Linked DNA regions of Homo sapiens: all the other regions are linked to region 1. A link is a contact called in ENCODE Hi-C or POLR2A ChIA-PET data. All regions are on one chromosome and are shown on one strand. The core of a region is the stretch at or near the end of the contact, and the rest is flanking DNA. Distances in the headings are between cores, read along the strand shown. Region 1 holds the start of RCOR1 (REST corepressor 1). Region 2 holds the start of BAG5 (BAG cochaperone 5). Region 3 holds the start of PPP2R5C (protein phosphatase 2 regulatory subunit B'gamma). Region 4 overlaps PPP2R5C (protein phosphatase 2 regulatory subunit B'gamma). Region 5 overlaps PPP2R5C (protein phosphatase 2 regulatory subunit B'gamma). Region 6 has its middle 16 kb from the start of DYNC1H1.

What was found. Hi-C counts contacts between places; a loop is a spot of excess contacts on that map. ChIA-PET counts read pairs that join two places held with the same protein, here RNA polymerase II (POLR2A). Pooled maps may share reads with other maps.
Region 2: a map of CD8-positive, alpha-beta T cell shows a loop between it and region 1 (11-fold over the local background). The contact joins the promoter of BAG5 here to the promoter of RCOR1 in region 1. A Hi-C loop is called at or near these places in 2 of 168 maps with a recorded cell type or tissue (CD8-positive, alpha-beta T cell and sciatic nerve) and 8 of 50 pooled maps.
Region 3: a loop to region 1 is called in a map of ascending aorta, with 7 times the contacts of the local background. The contact joins the promoter of PPP2R5C here to the promoter of RCOR1 in region 1. A Hi-C loop is called at or near these places in 4 of 168 maps with a recorded cell type or tissue (CD8-positive, alpha-beta T cell, ascending aorta, dorsolateral prefrontal cortex and 1 more) and 18 of 50 pooled maps.
Region 4: a pooled map shows a loop between it and region 1 (4-fold over the local background). The contact joins the enhancer-like site here to the promoter of RCOR1 in region 1. A Hi-C loop is called at or near these places in 2 of 37 single-sample maps with no recorded cell type and 7 of 50 pooled maps.
Region 5: a pooled map shows a loop between it and region 1 (7-fold over the local background). The contact joins the enhancer-like site here to the promoter of RCOR1 in region 1. A Hi-C loop is called at or near these places in 3 of 37 single-sample maps with no recorded cell type and 3 of 50 pooled maps. POLR2A ChIA-PET finds 5 or more read pairs at or near these places in 1 of 52 experiments (Caco-2).
Region 6: a loop to region 1 is called in a map of CD4-positive, alpha-beta memory T cell, with 31 times the contacts of the local background. The contact joins the enhancer-like site here to the promoter of RCOR1 in region 1. A Hi-C loop is called at or near these places in 1 of 168 maps with a recorded cell type or tissue (CD4-positive, alpha-beta memory T cell), 1 of 37 single-sample maps with no recorded cell type and 13 of 50 pooled maps. POLR2A ChIA-PET finds 5 or more read pairs at or near these places in 2 of 52 experiments (CD4-positive, alpha-beta T cell and activated CD8-positive, alpha-beta memory T cell).

The regions. Positions count from the first base shown.
Region 1 is chr14:102,590,610-102,593,898 of GRCh38, forward strand. It overlaps RCOR1 (REST corepressor 1), which reads left to right and starts at 2,040. Exons shown (of 12, transcript NM_015156.4): 1 at 2,040-2,578; 2 at 2,657-2,716. The coding sequence starts at 2,278. RefSeq lists enhancers at 312-361, 643-1,458 and silencers at 1,037-2,346, 2,407-3,016.
Region 2 is chr14:103,560,965-103,564,253 of GRCh38, forward strand. It overlaps BAG5 (BAG cochaperone 5), which reads right to left and starts at 1,693. Exons shown (of 2, transcript NM_001015048.3): 1 at 1,652-1,693; 2 at 1-228. The coding sequence starts at 200. COA8 (cytochrome c oxidase assembly factor 8) reads left to right here and starts at 1,996. Exons shown (of 5, transcript NM_001370595.2): 1 at 1,996-2,160. The coding sequence starts at 2,038. RefSeq lists enhancers at 298-811, 911-960 and a silencer at 1,301-1,950.
Region 3 is chr14:101,760,238-101,763,526 of GRCh38, forward strand. It overlaps PPP2R5C (protein phosphatase 2 regulatory subunit B'gamma), which reads left to right and starts at 1,472. Exons shown (of 16, transcript NM_001352913.2): 1 at 1,472-1,683; 2 at 2,668-2,733. The coding sequence starts at 1,657. RefSeq lists silencers at 318-427, 498-647, 708-757, 1,218-1,377, 1,388-1,627 and 2 more.
Region 4 is chr14:101,837,788-101,841,076 of GRCh38, forward strand. All of the region lies in intron 3 of PPP2R5C (protein phosphatase 2 regulatory subunit B'gamma), which reads left to right. Among named protein-coding and RNA genes, the nearest start is that of PPP2R5C, 78 kb to the left of the region's middle. RefSeq lists enhancers at 1,266-1,315, 1,566-1,765. Within about 2 kb of position 1,609, at least 7 of the 41 ENCODE cell types and tissues checked have a DNase peak (open chromatin) inside an H3K27ac peak, as active enhancers do.
Region 5 is chr14:101,874,934-101,878,222 of GRCh38, forward strand. All of the region lies in intron 4 of PPP2R5C (protein phosphatase 2 regulatory subunit B'gamma), which reads left to right. Among named protein-coding and RNA genes, the nearest start is that of DYNC1H1, 88 kb to the right of the region's middle. RefSeq lists a silencer at 1,098-1,167 and an enhancer at 1,488-1,557. Within about 2 kb of position 1,803, at least 18 of the 41 ENCODE cell types and tissues checked have a DNase peak (open chromatin) inside an H3K27ac peak, as active enhancers do.
Region 6 is chr14:101,946,482-101,949,770 of GRCh38, forward strand. No RefSeq gene overlaps it. Among named protein-coding and RNA genes, the nearest start is that of DYNC1H1, 16 kb to the right of the region's middle. RefSeq lists enhancers at 1,119-1,780, 1,485-1,604, 1,905-2,094. Within about 2 kb of position 1,675, at least 33 of the 41 ENCODE cell types and tissues checked have a DNase peak (open chromatin) inside an H3K27ac peak, as active enhancers do; they include CD4-positive, alpha-beta T cell, where a contact is called at or near this core.

The DNA of each region.
Region 1 (3,289 bases), core at 790-3,289:
ATCTGAGAGCTTCAGGCCAATACAGTATCGGTGTAGCATTAGGGTCAGACAAAATAGAACAGGGCCCGGCACATATTAAGTGTTAATATTCGTTGGAAAAAAAAAAAAAAGAATGCTTGTCAAGTCCACTGCTGCGCCCCTACTGGTAGCCCAGCCTGGCCTCAGCCTTGGGGGCTGGTGGGTGGAGAGGGCGGCCTTGTGTGCTCTGCTATCCCTATTGCCTTAATGACCCAGTATCACCTTTGTGCCCTTGTAGGTTGATCCTTCTAGTCTCGTGGCAGAACTTTGTAGACACCAAGCGAGCGGGGCAGCGTGTTCTGGACCTCATTCCTCACACAGGGCTCACCTCCGGATGAGTCAGAGGCCTTAGCCGGTGGCCCAGCCCCGGGAATGCCACCCCGGTTCTGTACCCTGCCCAGGCCAGCTGACAGGGTGTATTGGGGCACACACCTGCAGCATCCAGGGCACTCCAAGGAGAGGGACGTACTTTTGAGGAGAGTCTAAAAGTCTAAGTCCCCCACCTGAACTTGGTGGGGGAAGGGCTTCTATACCAGGAGGGCTCCCAGCCCTGTTTCTTAAAGGCCATTTAGGCAGAAGTGAACGTGGTCTCTTCAATAAAGTTAATAATGGTTCATGCTGCAGAAAATGTTCAAGACAAAACCCTGCTTATTTACTCAGGCTTTAAAACCATAAAACTCCCAAATTCTCCCTGTAGCTATTTATATCCAGAGCTAGTCCCCAAATTAAGCTCAGGTTTGAAGTAACTTAAAAGAAAAATAGCCTTCCCTGCTTTAAAAAGATTTTCCGTATAGACCTCCACTGGTCTAATTACGAAGGGCGCGTAGTTTCAGGGTTGGCTGGGGGTAGGGCACCGGGACCTCCAAGGCAGTTACACTCCTCAGCCTCCTAACAGCTGTACGGCTGCCCGGTGGTCCCTCTCCAAGGCAGCGGCTCTCAGGCTAGCCTCAGCCTACCCCACCCGCCCGCACCCCGTGTTCTCCCTCGTGGGGGTGCCGGGGGGAGTAGGGAGGCGGGGCGGGCGGCAGGTCCGGAAAAGTGGCTGCCCTCGCCCCGAAAGAAGTTGACCCTCCTCCCGTGCCGAGAGCTTGGGATGAAAATAGCTTCTTCCTCTTTACCCTTCCTGGACCCCCGCCCCAGGACGACTGGGCCCCTTCATTCATCTTTCAGCGGCCACCCAGGCGGCTTGGGCGTCCCCACGCCGGGACTCTGTGCCCCGGGGACCCACGGGGACCCTCCCTTGGGCCTCTGAAGCCGCGGCGCACCCCGCACCCAAGCCACCCCGGGGGCCCCGGCCTCCCCCACCCAATTAGCGGGCAGCACCGCAGACCCGAGTCCCCACGCAGCTCGCGCCAGGGGAGGCGGCCGCCTGGGAAGCCCGTCCCCCGCGCCGCGGCCCCCGCCCCCGCCAGCCCCGCGTCCCCTGGGAAAGGCGGGGGCGCAGCGAGTTTCCCCCAATTAGTTTCCTCTTTGTATGGAGTCTTAGCGCGCCCGTACTCCTCCGCGCAGCGGAAAGTAGTCCCGGCCGGGCGCTCCGCGGCTTCCCAGCGCCAGACACATTTTACTTTGAGAAGTCGACGGGACTCTCAGCGGGGTCCTTCAGATGGGGGGCCAGAGGCTGCGGGAGGCGTGCGCGGGCAGCAAGGGCAGGGGCCGCGGCCAAGGGTAGGGGGCGGGGAGGGCCGCGAACTCCTCGCCGCTGCCTGGAGAGATGGATCATGGGGCGTAGGGAGATGGCAAACCTCAAACCACGTACGGCGGGCGATACGCGTCAACCGAACCTCGCCAACGGAAGCCCGGAGCCGCCCCTCCCCGCTCCCCCGCCCCGCCGCCCCGGACGGACGGGCGCGCGGAGCCAACCCCGCTGCCGCTGGCTGTCCAAATCCCACCAGAGCCAATGGGAGCGCGAGGGGGGGCGGAGCCATCTCGCGTCAGTTGGGCTGCGCGCCCCCCTCCCCCGGCGCCCCTGCAGGCCCCGCCCCTGCCTCCTCCCCTCTCCGCTCGCTGCTCCCGGAGTAGTTGGTGCCAGTGAAGTGAGGGCGGCGATGAGAGCGAAAGTTGCGCTCGGCTCGTCGCTGGGGGCTTGAAGCGGCTCCGCGCTCTGCCCGTTTGGGCCTCCCCCGACTCGGACTCGCGCCCGTGGGCTCCCGCCGCGCCCGCCCGGCCCCGCGCCGGCCCCGCGCCCCCTCCCCCGTCTCGGCGCCCCCTCCTCAGGAGCCGCGGGTCCCCGCCACTTTCGCACGGCCCCGGCCCCCGCCGATGCCGGCCATGGTGGAGAAGGGCCCCGAGGTCTCAGGGAAGCGGAGAGGGAGGAACAACGCGGCCGCCTCCGCCTCCGCCGCCGCCGCCTCCGCCGCCGCCTCGGCCGCCTGCGCCTCGCCAGCCGCCACTGCCGCCTCGGGCGCCGCCGCCTCCTCAGCCTCGGCCGCCGCCGCCTCAGCCGCCGCCGCCCCCAATAATGGCCAGAATAAAAGTTTGGCGGCGGCGGCGCCCAATGGCAACAGCAGCAGCAACTCCTGGGAGGAAGGCAGCTCGGGCTCGTCCAGCGACGAGGAGCACGGTAGGTGGCAGCCGCCCCCGCGGCCCCGGGCCCCGCGCCCCGCGCCGCGCTGACCGCCGTATTCTGCTTCCCCCGCAGGTGGCGGTGGCATGAGGGTCGGACCCCAGTACCAGGCGGTGGTGCCCGACTTCGACCCCGGTGAGTAGCGGCCCCGGCCGGCCGGCGGCGGGGATGAGCGGGAGCCCCGGGTCCCCGGCGAGCCCGAGGGGGCGGGAGCCCGCCGACAACTTTCTTTTTGTGCGTTCGCCCTGCCGTCCGTGGGGAGAACAGCAGGGCGAGGACGAGGAGGCGCACACGCACACGAGTGTTCTGCAAACGTGCCTCTGCACCCGGGGGAGGCCAGGTCGCCCCCAGCAGGGCCGGCGCCGCTGCCCCCTTGCGCCTCCGAGGACTGCGGGTGGCGTCGGAGGTGGCCACACCTGGCCTGGGGGCGCTGGGGGTCCCTGCGTCCAGGTGAGCTGCGCCTCGGCCAGGGGTAAGGGTGGCAGTGCCGGAGAGTTAGTGTCCTGCGAGCGCCCCGGACTTAGGAGGTCCCCAGAGACCCCTTTCTCGGAACCCTTCCCAAAGGCTGCTCCCCACGCCTTTGCTCCTCCTCTCAGCCTCTGGGCTCTTGCTGGCTCCTGACTGCCCTCCCATCCAGAAGGCGAGTAGAAGAACGACCCCCCAAAACCAGTCAATAAAAGAAGTGTGTTTTCCAGAGGGCGCCTGCCT
Region 2 (3,289 bases), core at 443-2,942, 970 kb after region 1:
GCTTGCTGAATATCTCCTTTTCCTTCAGTATCTACAGAGTCTATTTCAAAAAGCTGTTTTGTTAGAATCCTCTCCAGTTTCTTGTAATTCTTGTCATCTGACAGACCACTGAAGCCGATAACTTGCTGTTCTACACTTTTTACTTCCTTTTGGATTTCCTGAAGCCTACTAATAGAAGGATGTTGGTTTCCCATATCCATACTTTTGTTGTGTTCAGTTTCACAAGCACTAAAAGACGACAAGAATGATAACTTACTACAGCACAAGGCTTCTGCAGAACACTAATGGTATATTAAGTCATTCTAAAATTCTCATTTTAAAAAGGTATACTTCTGAGCAGTCATCCCACCTCAGCCTCCCCAGTAGCTGGGTCTACAGTCGTACACCACTACGCCCAGCTAATGTTATTTTTAGTAGAGACAGGTCTCACTATATTGCCCAGGCTGGTCTCAGACGATCCGCCCGCCTCCGCCTCCCAAAGTGCTGGGATTAAGGTGTGAGTCACCGTACGCGACACAAACTATTTGGAACCAGCAGGGCACCTTTATGAAAGGTGAAACAGTAGCTCTTGTAACCTTCCGAACACTAACAGTACCCCGCCCCGCCACACAGCTATGCCTAGTTTCCAGAAACTCTAAGCAAAAGAAAGAACCAGAACAAAAACCAGTGGCTCTCAGACATCCCCAAGGTCCCCGCTTCTTCGTTTCTCTCCATCCCTTTGTGCACTTCCCCTCCCCACCCTTTTAGCTCCTCACACATCTTCCCTCACAGAAGTCTCCCTGAAGAGATTAAAACCCCACAGGTAAAGAAGAGCGACCGGGACAGCGCTGAAGGGCACCACCTTGGGCTTTCGAGGCCCAACACCTCCTCAGCCCCCAACATGCTCCACTCTCTCAAAAAAAAACAACCCGCGAAAACGTGGTAACTATGAATAATTCATTCACTCGCCTCCCACTGGGAGTCCACAATGGCCTAATGCACGTTTCAAGCTCTTGGTTTCTATCAAACGGCTCGCTCAAGGTGGGTAACCAATGGAAACGCATAATCTATCCCCGGCGGATGTCCTGGAGGCCACGGAGGGAAGGCGGCCCGAGCTGCTTCCTCCCCGCCTCGCCCTTCCCTCTTGGCCCTTTACCCAAAAGAAGTCTGAATTGGATGCGGTCTTGGCGTCCCGTGGCTGAGGTGGCGAGGTGGAAGATCAGCCCTTTACGGGGTGCGGCACCGGAGCTGGGCCCCCAGCTGCATGCCTCGCACCCCTCCCGACTAGGTCTGAGCGGGGCAGCCGGTGAAGGGGCCGCTACTGGCTGCAGCAGCCGCTCCGGGCGTCTTGGCCCGGGTGCCAGGGCGCGCCTGCAGGACGTGACCTCACAATGGGCGCGCGAGGGGAGCTCGGCCCGGCCGGGGGAAGCCGGGGGAGGAGGGGAACCGAGGCCCGGCCGGAGACACCAGAGACCAGGCCCGGCCAGCCCCGGTCGCTTCCGACCCCAGGGGCGGGGACAGCGCCGAGACCGACTCTGCCCTGCCTGATCCGACAGGCCGCACGGGGCTGGGCGCTGGCGAAGGGGTGGCCCAGCGGGGAGCCCCGCGCGGAGGTGGTGCCCCACTCGTCCCCCCGAGAGAGGGAAAAGGCTACAAGCCGCGCTTCGCTCACCTGTCCCGCCCGCGCCATCGCGCGATGCGTCGCCGACGCTTCCACGACTTCCGCAGCTCCGGCAGTCGCCCGGGCCCGGCAGCCCCGCCCCTGGCCGAACACCCCTAAACCCGGGGACACCTCCTCCGGCGTCCGCGCCTAGCCGCCGGCAGCGCCACGCCCACCGCCAGCGGCGCAGCGAGGCAGCCTGGAGTGACCGCGACCAAGGAGCGGCCGCCCGGGTCAGCCCGCGCCGCCCGCCGCCCCCTCACCCCGTCGCACCGCTGGGAAAGCGCACGGTCGGCCGCGCCGCCGCGCTTCCTCGGGCTTCGCGACCCTGCCGTAAAGCGGCCCCTCGCGCCGTCGCAATGCTGCCGTGCGCCGCGGGAGCCAGGGGGCGTGGGGCCATGGTGGTCTTGCGGGCGGGGAAGAAGACCTTTCTCCCCCCTCTCTGCCGCGCCTTCGCCTGCCGCGGCTGTCAACTCGCTCCGGAGCGCGGCGCCGAGCGCAGGGATACGGCGCCCAGCGGGGTAAGCAGGGGCCTGGGGACATTGGGCCGGGAGGGGTGACCGGAAGGGAAGACAAACCCGGGCCTCGGGGCCACTCCCTGTTCTGCACAGCCGCCTCAGGCCTTTGTCCAGGTGCTCTCGCGTCCTATCCCGAACAGTCCCGCAGCCCCGAGGCTCCCGCATCAACGCCCTCAGTCGGATGGGACTGAGGGTGCCGCCGCCACCACGCCGGGGACTGTTGACAGCCAGAACCTTTAAGCGTAACAGAGTCACCTGGCAAGTTTGTACCTACCTTATTTGTTCCCGAGAATGATTATTTTTTATTTTTAAAGAGCTCTTGGCTTACCGTGCGTTTTTTTTCGTTGTGTGTGTGTGTGTTTTGGCTTTGTTACAATTATTAGTGCTTTTCTTCAAGCGGCGAGCACTTTATCATCGTACTTTTGTAGCACTTCACGTTGAATAGTTGTTATTTGCAAACTATGTGTGGGTATATGCATGTTACTGGCCAAAGATCCGCAAAGAATGTCTGTAGCAAGAATGTCTGTGGCAAGCAATTTTTATAAGTGGTACTTTTGGGAGGGATGTTTTGTTTAAGGGAGGCCTAGGCCTTGATTCCGTCTGTCAGATGAAAATGTTGACTAACGGTGTGGAATGGGCTGGAGATAAAATATTCAAGCAAAGCATGCAAATACCAAACAGGCTAATGAAGGAGGCTGGAAAACTTGGTTTAAACAATAATTAAAGAAGTATTAAAAAAGTGTTAATTAAAAATTGGACGGGCTCCGTGGCTCACGCTTGTAATCCCAGCACTTTGGGAGGCCGAGGCAAGCGGATCACGAAATCAAGAGGTGAGACCATCCTGCCCAACATGGTGAAACGTCTCTGCTAAAAATACAGAAATTAGCTGGGCATAGTGGCGCGCGCCTGTAGACCCAGCTACTCGGGAGGATGAGGCAGGAAAATCGCTTGAACCCGGGAGACGGAGGTTGCTGTGAGTCGAGATCGCGCCACTGCACTCCAGCCTGGCGACAGAGGGAGACTTCATCTCAAAAAAAAAAAAGCTAATTAAAAATTGCAAATGTACTTGCTTGTACATTTTCATTTCTGTTGGGCTGTGGCTGTTAGTACACTTTCATAATTGTAGCTTTGA
Region 3 (3,289 bases), core at 222-2,721, 830 kb before region 1:
TGGGCACGAGGTGGACCGCGGAAGTATTGTATTGAAAAGTTAACGTTTTTCCCTTGGACACCCTCTCCTCACAGCTATTAACAAGCTGAGAGAAATCAGGTGACTCCCAGTCATGCAGAGGTTTCCTCACCATTTATGATCAAGCCAAATTAAAGAATAAAAATAAAATCCTATTGGCGCAGCGGCCACCAAGTCTTTGAGGCCTCGCCTCGGTGGGCGGGGCCGACGCCGGAGGAGAGGGGCTGCGCATGTGGGCGTGACCTCGCGGAAGGAGCTGCGGAGGGCGGGGCCGACTGGAGAGGGGCGGGGCTGTCGGGTGGGTGGGACCTCGCGGCAAAAGCTGCGGAGGGCGGGACCAACCAGGAAAGGACGGGACTGTCGGGTAGGCGGGACCTTGCGGGAGAAACTGCGGAGGGCGGGACCAACCAGGGAGGGGCGGGCTGTCGGATGGGCGGGACCTCGCGGGAGGAGCTGCGGAAAGCTGAGCTGGTGAGGGGAGGGGCTGGTCGAGGGGAGGGGCTGGTCGAGGGGAGGGGCTGGCCGAGGGAAGGGGCCGGCCGAGGGGAGGGGCCGGTCGAGGGGAGGGGCCGGTCAAGGGGAGGGCCCGGCCAAGGGGAGGGGCCGGTCGAGGGGAGGGGCCGGTCGAGGAGAGGGGTTGGTCGAGGGGAAGGGCTGGCCGAGGGGAGGGGCTGGCCGAGGGAAGAGGAGGGGAGGGGACGGGCTGGTCGAGGGGAGGGGAGGGGAGGGCAGGGGACGGGCTGGTCGAGAGAAGGGGAGGGCAGGGGACGGGGTGGTCGAGGGGAGGGGACGGAGGGGAGGGGAGTGGAGGGAGAGGAGGGAAGGGGAGGGGAGGGAAGGGAGGGGAGGCGGGGCCCAGCGGTGTCCCGCGAAACTGCCGCTCGCTCGGTTCCCGGGCCTCCCCGTGCGCCTCAGTGCAAAGCGTGCCAGGCACTCTTGACTGCAACGAGAGCCGCGGCGGTGAGGGGGCAAGGCCAAGAGGCCACGGTTCGCGTTTCGCCGGCTGCAGAAGTTGTTGCCATACATTTCAAATGTGCATTTCCTACGTCTCACGCTCTGTCTTGCGCCTCCACAGCGGGCCACGGCCCTGTCACCGCAGTCGCAGCCACATGCTCCCTCCCCTGAGTCGGCTCAGCTCTGCTCAGCGGTCAGCCCCGCGCCAGGAGGCCGCGGCCTGCCTGAGGCCGGCTCGCAGCGACTCGGGACGGAGGGCGGGGGCGTGAACGGGTCGCGCGGAGAGGGTGGGGGGAGCGGGGAGCGTTAGGGTACGTGGGGGCGCGTCGACCAATGGCAGGGCGCTGTTGAGTGCAGCGGGGCGGGGCCGGGCGCGGGGGTGGGGCGAGCGGCGGGCGGGGCGGGGCGGCCGGCCGGGGGGTGGGAGGAGAGGGGCGGGGCGGGCCGGCCGGGGGAGGGGCGGAGAGACGCCGCCGCTGCCGCCGCCGCCGCCGCCGCCGCCGCCGTGGCTGCCGCAGCCTCTGGGAGTCTGGAAAAGGGGAAGCGAGAGCAAGCGAAAGACTCAGTCCCCGGGCGGCGGCGGCGGCGGCGGCCGCGGGGGCGCGACGGCCGGGGCGGGGGCGCTGCTGCTGCGGGGGCAGGCGGCGGCAGGGGCGGCGGCGGCGGCGGCGGCCCGCTCCAGCCATGCCGAATAAAAACAAGAAGGAGAAAGTGAGTCCGGGCCCGGCCGCGGGACGGAGGGAGCAGGGAGGGACTGCCGGGGGAGGGCGCGACGGCACCGGGGTCCTGCGCCCGGGCCCCGGCTCAGTTCCCCGCCTGACGCCGCGGGCTTCGCGTCCCCGAGGGCGGCCGAGCCAGGCATCCCCGGGCTTCTCTCGGCCTCATGCCCGGTGGGGGCGGGGAGCCCGGGGATCGCGCCGGAGCCGCGGGGCGCAGGCCCGGGCCGCTGGGACCTTCGTGATGGGCCGGGGCTGGGCGTGGAGGGAGGGCGCGGCCCGGGGAGGGGGTCGGAGGGGCGCCCGTTTCCGACAGCGCGCCGTGGGCTTGGGCGGGCAGGTGCGGCCGCCGAGGGGGTTCGCAGCCTCGCAGGCTCCCGGAAAGGAGCTTCAGGGATGGGGGCTGTAGACGCCTGGGGAGGGACCCCTGTACGGGGGAAAGGGAGCGAGAAGGGACCCCGCTGAGAGCTGGTAAGGAATTCTCTGCCGCCCCGGAGGGACGCTCTGGGGCTCTCGAACACTATTATTATCCTGGGTGGCGGCGGCGGTGAGGGCTGCGAGCAAGGGTGCTGCGTTTGCATTCGGGGGGGCGGGTATGTTTCTGCTTCAGGTGGAGCTCTGTAGCGTTTCATTATCACCCCAGAAATCCTCACTCATAGGGTTTAGGGTGGGAGGGTAGAAAGGGATGTGATGTGGATCTCAAAATGCCAGAAGCACTGTATAAAATTGGATTTATCTGTTTTCTGCTTGAAGTTTTCAACCTCAAATGCAGATAAAACGAAAAGAATCTGAATGGGGGTTGGGGGGCATTGCACTGTTGGAATCCTAAACGGTATGATATAGAATTTCCTAATGGTATGAATTAAAAATATCAGAAGCTGTAGTTGTATAAATCACTTTTAAAACTGCATTTGGCTTATCTGATGTTTACCTGTCTAAAAAGTGAGAAGACTAATTGACTTTGCTTGATGTTTACCAGGAATCACCAAAAGCAGGGAAGAGTGGAAAAAGTTCAAAAGAAGGACAAGACACAGTAGAATCAGAGGTAACTGTCATCAAATATTGACTTTGTATTTTATACACAGCTTTTAACTTCAGGTAGAAAAACCGAGAGTGATAAAGCCTAGAATCTTCTAAAATGTTTCCCTATGTGAGGTTTTTTTTTTGTGGTGTCTTTTATAACCCTCAATTTTAGTTGTTTAGGTATTTACTGTTTTGCTTTGGAAAACTATTAATGATTTTATGAAAATTGTGCTTGCCTATGGGGTTTGTTTGTGGGTCTTTTGGGGTTTTTTTTGTTTTTTATTTTTTTGAGACGGGGTCTCACTTTGTCACGCAGGCTGGAGTGCAGTGGCGCAATCTCTGCTCACTGCTACCCCTTGCCGCCCAGGCTCAAGTGATCCTCTTACCTCAGCCTCCCAAGTAGCTGGGACCACAGGAACATGCCACCACACCCAACAAATTTTTTTTTTTTTTTAATAGAGTCTCACTCTGTCACCCAGGCTGGAGTGCAGTGGCGCGATCTTGGCTCACTGCAACCTCTGCCTCCCGAGTTCAAGCAATTCTCCTGCCTCAGCCTCCTGAGTAGCTGGGATTACAGG
Region 4 (3,289 bases), core at 359-2,858, 750 kb before region 1:
CATGTACATTTATTATGTCACTCACTCCTCACAGTCCCTGTTCGAAGGAGGTGCTGTCCTCATCCGCATTTCACAGATGGGGGAATGGGAAGGGTAGGCTCAGTCACTTGCCCCAGAATTGACAGCTGGCAAGTGGGAGACTGAGATTCAGGCTGGGCTGTCGGACTTGGCCGTGTTCTCATGTGCAGAACCACCATTGCCTCCAAATTAATGAAAAAATGAGATAAGGTAATGGCTTAGAGTTAATGTGTAAAGATTGTTATTAAATAAGAATCAAAAGAAGTGATTTAAACACTAAAGAGGTAGCAAAGAACCAAAGTAAGTTGAAGAATTACTGTGTTCTTTAAAGACAAAAGCAGAAATGAATCAACTAAGAAAAAGAGAGAATGAAACCAAAGAACAGGTTTTGGAAGGGGGCAGACAGCGATGAAGCGGGGAGAGTAAAGACAAGTAGACCTGGAGCCGGTGTGGTGGAAAAAGGAGAGAAATCATAGCGTGTAAGAAGTAGTAATCGTCGAAGGAAGGTGAATGCAAGCGTCTTGTGAATCTGAAAATGGCATTTTGTAAAATTCACTTTCCATTCCTGATTTGTAGTTTGTTTGCTTATTTGTTAACTTTCTTAAATAATTTCAAAAGCATGGAAAAGTTGCAAGAATGATATAAAGAATTTAATCAAAATTTCACCCATTTGTCAATATTTTGCCACATTTGCTGCACATTTCTCTCATATGCTCTATATGTTGTAACGAGCAGGCGGTCTTCCCAGCCCCTCCTTTACCTTCAGGGCCCTGGCCTCACTTCTTGTCCCCCTCGCCCCAGGAGGCTGTGAAAAGCAAAGCACTGTGCCTCCCAGGCACATGATCTTCTCAGAAAGGAGGAGCCCCAGGGAAGGAGGAGGCAGCCCCTGGCACACAGCCTATCCTTTGAGGGTTGTGTTGTCCTTTCTTCTTGGTTGTATAAATCTTCACTATTTTGGCTGGGCATGGTGGCTCATGCCTGTAATCCCAGCACTCTGGGAGGCCAAGGCAGGCGGATTGCTTGATGTCAGGAGTTTGAGACCAGCCTGGCCAACATGGTGAAACCCCGTCTCTACTAAAAATACAAAAATTAGCTGGGTGTGGTGGTGGGCGCCTGTTATCCCAGCTACTCAGGAGGCTGAGGCAGGAGAATCACTTGAACCTGGGAGGCAGAGGTTGCAGTGAGCCGAGATTGCACCACTGAACTCCAGCCTGGGCGACAGAGCAAGACTCTGTCTCAAATTAGAAAAGAAAAAAAAAAAAAAAGCCGGGTGCGGTGGCTCATGCCTGTAATCCCAGCACTTGGGAGGCTGAGGCAGGTGGATCATCTGAGGTCAGAAGTTCGAGACCAGCCTAGCCAACATGGTGAAATCCCATTTCTGCTAAAAATACAAAATTAGCCGGGAGTGGTGGCACATGCCTGTAATCCCAGCTGCTCAGGAGGCTGAGGCAGGAGAATCACTTGAACCCGGGAGGCGGACGTTGCAGTAAGCCAAGATCGCACCACTGCACTCCAACCTAGGCAACGGAGCAAGACTCTGTCTCCAAAAAAAAAAAAGAACACTCATTTCCAGAGTCAAGTTACGTGACCACAGGTGGCACAGGGCCTGTGAGAACAGCCTGCGACGACTTCCTGCCAGTCCTCTTCTTCCCCATCTGTGCCCCTACTCCACAGGCACCTGTGGACACCCTGACCTGAGCTGGTGAGGCTTCACCAGTGCACGCCTGGCTGCTTCCCTGCCTGCCCTCCGGCCCTGTGATCCCATGTCCTGGAAAGTGTAAACTCTTTACAAAATTCCCTGTCGTTTTAGTGAGGTTTCAGAAGAGAGTAGACTCAGATAAATGTATTCCATCCTCCATCTGTAATCATAAAGTAAAACATTATTTGTGATGTAATGCTTTTAAAGAACACCATGAGAACCCTGACTTGATTTATTGAATCGTAGCACACATGTCCAGTGAAATTTCAAACAGTTGACAATGGCATTACCTATTTGTTGGCATGTGAGACATGCTGGACACGGGGGTGTGGGTAGAGAACAGAGGAGCCCATGAAGCCTGGCTCTCAGTGGTGCGCTCGTCCGCACACACTCGGAGATGCCAGCAGTGTTCTCTCTGGGTTGGCCTTTCCTGTGTTGTTTGGATTTTTTTTTTTCTATTTTACAGTGAGCATGTATTATTTTTCTGAAAAGAAAATTCTTCAAAAATAAGTTATACATGTTTACATATCACATTAGCCATTGAATACTAAGTTGTTTCATGTAAAGACCAGTGGTCACTATACACAGAGCGAAAGATTTCATTTATAGGTTTTTATATGGTCCTTCTTGTAGTGCCCACCTTGTACCTTATTTTCCTGGATTAAAAAACATACATATCACATTATTCTTTTCTCTGTTCCTGTTTAGAGACCCTGTTGTATTTTCATTTTTTCCCCCTCTCTGGGATTTGCTGCTGGCACTCAAGTTCCTGAAAGAAGCATTCTCTCATAGTCTCAAAAGAGTCAGAAAGAACCTCATTTTTCAGGTGTAGAAACTGAGGCCCAAAAAGGTCAAGCAGCTGGTCACGGCTAGTTAATAGCAGCCAGCGTCTCTTGCCTTTTTCGTCCGCTTGCTGCTTTCTGGTTTTTATCTTCTTACCCATGTGAGCTTCCAGCACCACCTGCTCCCCCCACCACCAAAAAAAAAAAAAAAAAAAAAAAAAAAGCTCCACTCCACCGGTCTTTTATAACCTATCAAACTTTAAGGATATTTTTCCATTCAAATCTAGTTATGCCACAGATTGATAATACTAAGATGTTTGTGAACTCACCAAACAGATTGGCCCCCCCATGACCTAGTGGGTACATCTGTAGTAATTGGATTTGGGGTTCATTCAGCCTCTTTCAACCAACATTTAAGTAGTTCCTATTGCACTGCCCTGTTACAAGATCAAGAACAGCAAAGCACTATTGCTGTGCTGTTTATCAGGGCATATGCATAATTGTGTTATGCAGAACCAGACATTGTCAAATTGAGATTCCGCCTTTCATTTGGTACAAATTTAGTTGCTGAGTGCAGTGCATTAGAGGCCTGCTTGGACATGCCTGGAGAGGATGAAAATGTTGCTTCCGTTGGTTGCTTCCATTAGTTGCTTCTGTTACCATCAGGAGAGTAACAAGATTGAGTTATAGATGCTGGTAAGTCACTTGATACATCATTAACAAAAAACAAAAACAACATTTATTGAGGACATGCTATATTTCAGGGATTTTTCTAAGCACTGTACATCTC
Region 5 (3,289 bases), core at 553-3,052, 720 kb before region 1:
TTTGCCATGTTGGCCAGGCTGGTCTTGAGCTCCTAACCTCAGGTGACCTGCCCGCCTCAGCCTCCCAAAGTGCTGGGATTACAGGGGTGAGCCACCGCGCCTAGCCCGTAAGTTTTTATTTCCATATCTTTAACTGCTATTTAGGAACATATTTGAATAGATTGTAAAAATAGCAAGTTATTCAAAGTAAGAATTTTCAATGTTGTGGTTCTTTTCTTGACTGTCACATCATGGCATCTATTTGGAGGTGAAATCGATTCTTTGAAAGCAGCTCTTGCTGTGGAGGAAGCGCGAGGTAGATTTGTGGGAAGAAGGCTCTGCTCTCCCTTACCTCTCTTCACTGCCGAGCACTCATTGTGTGCCAGGGCCAGCAGGAAGATATTAAACCAAGGACTTCCCGGCCACCCAGTCATACTTGAGATAAATATTCCAAAGAAAATGTACAGCATCATAGAAGAGCTTAAAATTAGGGGCCCAATTAGGACTGTAATTATTTTGCAGCTGAGACGTAAAGGTTTAATGAGACATTTTTCACAGTTTCCAGGTAATTAATTGGTGTTGCAGTTAATAAGGTGACTGATGCGTGCTTTTCCCAGGATCCATTTACTCTCAGCAAGTGTTTGAGGACCTCCTAGGTGCCAGGCACAGTGGTAGGTGCTGGGATTGCTGTGCATTTATGTTCTCTAGATGATAGCTGAGTTCTGGTGCCATGAAAGCAGATTCAAACTCACTTTACAAATGGGGAAAGGGGTAGTATCTCCCTTTAAGACTGCTACTACGATTTTTACTATTCTACCTAAATTTTAGGTTAAGTTCATTGAGTTCATCAAAAATTCAGTTTAAGATTGTGTCTGCTTTATACATTGCTCTGCGAAGTTCCATCTTTGTAATATGATCTCATTCCACATCAAAGGTTCCTCCGTTTTTTCGGGCATTCTTCAGTGCCTTTTATTAGAGTTTTCTGCTTTCTCCATCAAGGCCTTGTAACTAGGTCAGTAATTCCCAGGCACTTTGTAGTTTTTGTGTCTGGGTAGCTGGAGTCTTCGTCTCTGTTTCTTTTTTGTATTTGCTTAATTGTTAGTGGAAAGGTGGTTGCTGTTGGTTTCATATTTTTGATATTTGCATGTGGTAGTCTAGTTGTGATGGTCTGTCTGTTGCTTCTGTTTTCCAGCTATATCATTTGCAAACAAATGACAATTTTGTACTTAAATATATATATATTGCGAAGGGGCTTAACACTTTCTGCCCTTCCCAGAAATGTATCTCTTAGCAATATGACTCGTAGAACCTAACAGTTCCATCACAGGAGGAAGTGTTCTGCAGTAACTGTAATTTGGCCTTTGATGGATTCATCTGTTATAAATCCTGTTGACATGAATAAAACAGAGAATAAATAACAGAATAACCCTTGTGGTTTTGAACAGAGAACTGTAAATAATCAAACCTTTCTTTCCTGTTGCCTCTAAAGTTAGACTGTCAGCGGTTTTTTTTTTTAATGTATCCCTTCATGTCTTAAAATTTTTATATGTTACACTGCTGCAGTTATGTTACGGCATAAATATTCACTCATTGGTAATGAATGATAACACATACAGAAAGGCTGCATGATATTGCTGAATTGTAAGAATTTTCCGTAAAGTTGCTTCTTGGGCCATTCTAGTTTACATCTAATTTAATAAATTTAGCAATTTGGAGAACATCTGCAGGACTGATGTAAGTACTGAAAGTGGAAGTGTCAGGGAGGCAGCAGAAGCAGGTGCTTCCTGATATTAACCAGAGACGGTCCTGGCACAGATGGGGCCGTGTGAATCACATGCAGACATACGTATGCACTCACGTGCGTGCCATTATTTTCATGTGGAGGTCAAACAGTCAGAAACGTTTGGGAAGTGCTGTGTAATGCTAACTGTTCGTGCATAATGTTTTCCCATTTAGTAAGTGCTGTTGCATGTGTTTTCTGTGATTCTCACCACAGCCCAATGCAAAAAATAAAAAAAGGATTTACGCTTTTTTTTTTTTTTTTTTTTTTTTTTGAGATGGAGTCTCACTCTATTGCCCAGGCTGGAGTGCAGTGGTGCAATCTCGGTTCACTGCAACTTCCACCTCCCAGATTCAAGTGATTCTCCTGCCTCAGCCTCCCGAGTAGCTGGGATTACAGGCACCCACCACCACACCCAGCTAAGTTTTGTATTTTTAGTGGAGATGGGGTTTCACCATGTTGGCTAGGCTGCTCTTGAACTCTTGACCTCAAGTGATCCACCCGCCTCGGCCTCCCAAAGTGCTGGGATTACAGGCATGAGTCACCGCGCCTGGCCTTTACCCTTTCCAATGGAGGAGAAAATTGAGGCTCAGGCAGGCTGTTTGGTCTGAGGTCCTTCTTCTAGGTGGGAAGAGGGTGTAGAGAGACTGTTTCCATGAGGCTGTGCTGCCTTTGTTGGGCAGCGTGATTCTGCGTCTGTGCCTCTGGGTGTGCGCTGGATCCGTAGGTCTCATTTGAGAGATCACAGTGACCCTGTGTGCTGCCCAGAAGACCCGGGACTCCTTAGACCTCAGAGCTTCTTTGGTGTTCACTGCATAACGTTGATGTCTTCTCTGTTTCCTCAGACCGGATCCATGCATCCAGGTAGCATGGCAGTGACATTTGCACACAGACATCAGCACCCCAGGTTTCTGTACCTGGGGCTCCTGCCCCTGATTCGCCCCTGCAGCTTTTGTGTTAAGAAATGTTGCTAGGTCAGAAACCCAAGAAGAATTTGAGGTGATAGACCGTTGGCCCTCTGTTCCTTCCCCCCGCCCCAGTATTACTTTTTACTTAACCTTTTCTAGAGATATGCACTAAATTAATGCAATGTAATGTGGTAAGAAAGGTGTGTAGAAGTTAGGAGTGCAAGTTTTTTTCCTTACACATGAGAAATGACTTTCAATCAATCAGAATTGGCCTGGAATGAACCTTCCCGGACCTAGGTCGGTCATCAGTCAAGGACGCTGTATCAGTCTGCTCAGGCTGCCGTAAGAAAATACCACAGGCTGGTGGCTTAAACCACAGAAATGTGTCTTCTCTCCATTCTAGAGGCTGGAAAGTCTAAACTCAAGGGTGTAGCAGGGTTTGTTCCCTGCTGAGGGCCTTTTCTGGCTTGCAGACGGCCACTGTGCCCTCCCATGGCCTTTGCTCCGAGCAAGTGCAGAGAAGGCGAGTGTGAGCCTTCTACCATCCCTCCTTACAAAGACACTAATCCTGGAGGGCCAAGGCCCCACTTATGACTTCATTCACCCTTCATTATTTTCTCTG
Region 6 (3,289 bases), core at 425-2,924, 640 kb before region 1:
GGCACCCGACACCACGCCCGACTAATTTTTGTGTTTTTAGTAGAAATGGGGTTTCACCATGTTGGCCAGGCTGGTTTTGAACTCCAGACCTCGTGACCCACCTGCCTCGGCCGCCCAAAGTGCTGGGATTACAGGCGTGAGCCACCGCGCCCAGCCCTGACCTAGCTATTGACTGCTTATCCTGGAGTCTAGGATCTCTCTGGTGCCAGATCTGAGACGCCCGCAGCCTCTCCCCTATCTCCAACCTGTCTCCCCCGCTAGATCGTGAGCTCTGTGGGAACATTGCCCAGGCTTGTCTTGTTCACCAACGTGCTTCCAGTGCCTGGCACTGTGCTCAACCCCTCCACGCCCTCGCTCAAACTCAATCGATGTTTGATAGAAAGATGAAGAGAGATTTGTTCGGTCAGAGAGAACAGCATGATGACAGAAGGAAGGCGTACAATCAAAAGCTGTGTGCAGGGCCAGGAGCGGTGGCTCACGTACTCCCAGCACTTTGGAAGGCCTAGGCGGGAGGATCACTTGAGCTCAGGAATTCAAGACCACCCTGGGCAACATGGCGAAACCCCGTCTCTACAAAAAATACAAAAACTAGGCCGGGCGCAGTGGCTCGCGCCTGTAATCCCAGCACTTTTAGGAGGCCGAGGCAGTCAGGAGTTCGAGACCAGCCTGGCCAACATGGTGAAACCCCGTTTCTACTAAAAATACAAAAATTAGCCGGGTGTGGTGGCGAGCGCCTATAATCCCAGCTACTCGGGAGGCTGAGGCAGGAAAATCGCTTGAACCTGGGAGGCGGAGGTTGCAGTAAGCCGAGATGGCGCCACTGCACTCCAGCCTGGGCGACAGAGCAAGACTCCGTCTCAAGAAAAAAAAAAAAAGAAAAAAACCACTAGCCGGGCGTGGTGACGCAGGCCTGTAGTCCCAGCTGTTCGGGAGGCTGAGGCAGGAGGGTCGCTTGAGCCCGTGAGCCGAGATCGCGCCACTGCACTCCAGCCTGGGCGACAGAGCGAGACCCTGTCTCAAAAATTAAATAAATAAATAAATAAATAAATAAAGGTGTGTGCAGGTAACAGCAAGTAGTCTTAAAAGAGTAGACCGAGGTGTGTGCAGAGGGCAACAGTTGGGATATTTGCCTCTGTCTAATTAGCACCTTTGGACATTTGCGTCAGGCTCTGTGCTGACAAAGAGCGCACTGACGACCACAGTAGGGCCCTGCCAGTCCTGTGATGGCACCCAGCATTTAAGTGTGACAGAAGCCACCCACAACAAGCTACATACTGCATATAATTTAAGGGGGTCACGGCCCCGGAAGCCCAGCCATGGACCACGGTTTAAGTACCCCTAGTCCAGCTGGAACAATAAACATGAAATGAGTGCCTGGCTTGGAATGCAAGCCAGGCCGTGACAGAAATGAGGAAGGAGCCGATGGTTTCAGAGGCTGTCGCGAGGAGAGGGCCTTAGAGGCAGGCGGGGGACGACAGCGGACCTAAACTTCTGGGCCCAGGAGAAGTTCGTTCTTTCCTCCAGGATACCTGGAGCCGAGTGCAGGATCTCAGCGAGAAATGCCCCAATCTCAAGGGCGGCACCGAGAGGTGACGCAAGCGGCGCGCGAGGTTGCGTCAATGCAGGACCGCCCCGCCTCCGGCCTGTGCATTGTGGGACCTAAGGGCACCTGTCAGACGCCCAATCTCGCGAGTGAGCGAGATTCACGCGGAACGCAGAGGTGAGAACGGGGAAGGCCCTCCTCAGCAGGAGTCCCGCCCCCTGAAGGGCATGGGCCAATCACAATGCCTCTCCTTCCTGGCCGCTGGGATTGGTCCGAGGGTGCACATGACCGGACTGCGGGACATGTGACCGTGCCGATCTAGGTCGTGTGACCCGTCTGGTGTAGTCCTGGAACAAGGGTTTTGCTGCGGAGGGAAACGGCCAGAGACCTCGATCTAAGACCGGGGTTTGGAGACTGGCGGGCCTCGGAACAGCAGAGCTAGCGGACTTCCGGTCTGGCCCTCTGCTCACGGCCGAGGGCAAGGCGGGTTAGGTCACTTGCTGAGGAAAGAGCTCAATATGTCACGTGTTCCTCTCCCAATGACGTGGACCTCAGTTCCCTCTCCAGTGAAGTGGGCACAGTGTTGCCCGAAAAAGGGTGCTCTGGGGCTTGCCTGAGACGGGACGCGTGGAAATGCCCTGCCGAATATGAATGGGGCGATGGCCTCGCGGGACGGAGCAGCCCAGGAAAGCTGACCGTGGGCTGGGTTGTGGAGCGGAGCCCCAGGGCCTCGGCTGACTTAGCGGCCAGTCGTACATAGTGGGTATGCGGCGGGCCCGACGCCAGTCGTTGTGGACCACTGACTTGTAATCTTTACGACCTCAGTGAGGGTCAGAAGTGTCCGCGAGCCCTGTAGGCGAGGAGAGGCCTGGCTGAGGGCGCACAGCCTGGAAGGGGAGAAACTAGAGCTGGACTCTGCTTGACCCACAGACCCTCCGCCAGGTTGCCTTTGCGAGGCAAGAAGCGAAGGTTGGCGAGCCAGCTGGGAGTACCCACCCCCTCCATGCCTGGTGGAGTCACCCAAGCCCCAGCGACACCCCGGCCTGCCCAAGGTACTGGTGACCCTGGAGGCCGGGGCCCTGGCTTCTCAGTCAGGGTCTCCTCCCCATGGCGGCAGAGCTGTCTGGCGTTTTGAGCCCTTTACACCAGGGGCAAGAGGGCTGCAGGCCAGAGCCAGCAAAAGAGAAGAAGCAGAGGGAATGAGAAACCTAGAAGGTGGAACGGGAAGGAGGGAGTGAAATGGGCAAAGGCCTCCAAAAAAAACAACTTCCGCCTCCTAAGTTTAGTGCATTTAACTCTATAAATATCTATTGAACACCTACTGGATGCCAGGCACTTTTCTAGGCACTGGGCAGCTAGCATTAAACAGAAGGCAGAAACCCCTGCCTTCAACAAAATCTATGCTGTGTTGAATAAGTGATACAGGGAAAAGCTAAAGATGGGGAGAGAGGTGGGAAGGGTATAGAGGATGGGAAGAAATTTACAAAAGAGGCAGGGAGGGCTTTACTGAGAAGGTGACGATGAAGGAAGTGAAGGAAGGGCATTGCAGGCCAGGGGCTCATCGTGTGCAAGGGCCCTGGGGTGGAAGGGATCATGCAGTGGCGTGAGTGTGGGTTTGAGCAGCAGGTGATGGTCAGAGGTAATACGTGGCCACCAAAAGGACTCTGGCGGCCGGGCGCAGTGGCTCACGCCTGTAATCCCAGCACTTTGGGAGGCCGAGGCGGGCGGATCACGAGGTCAGGAGAT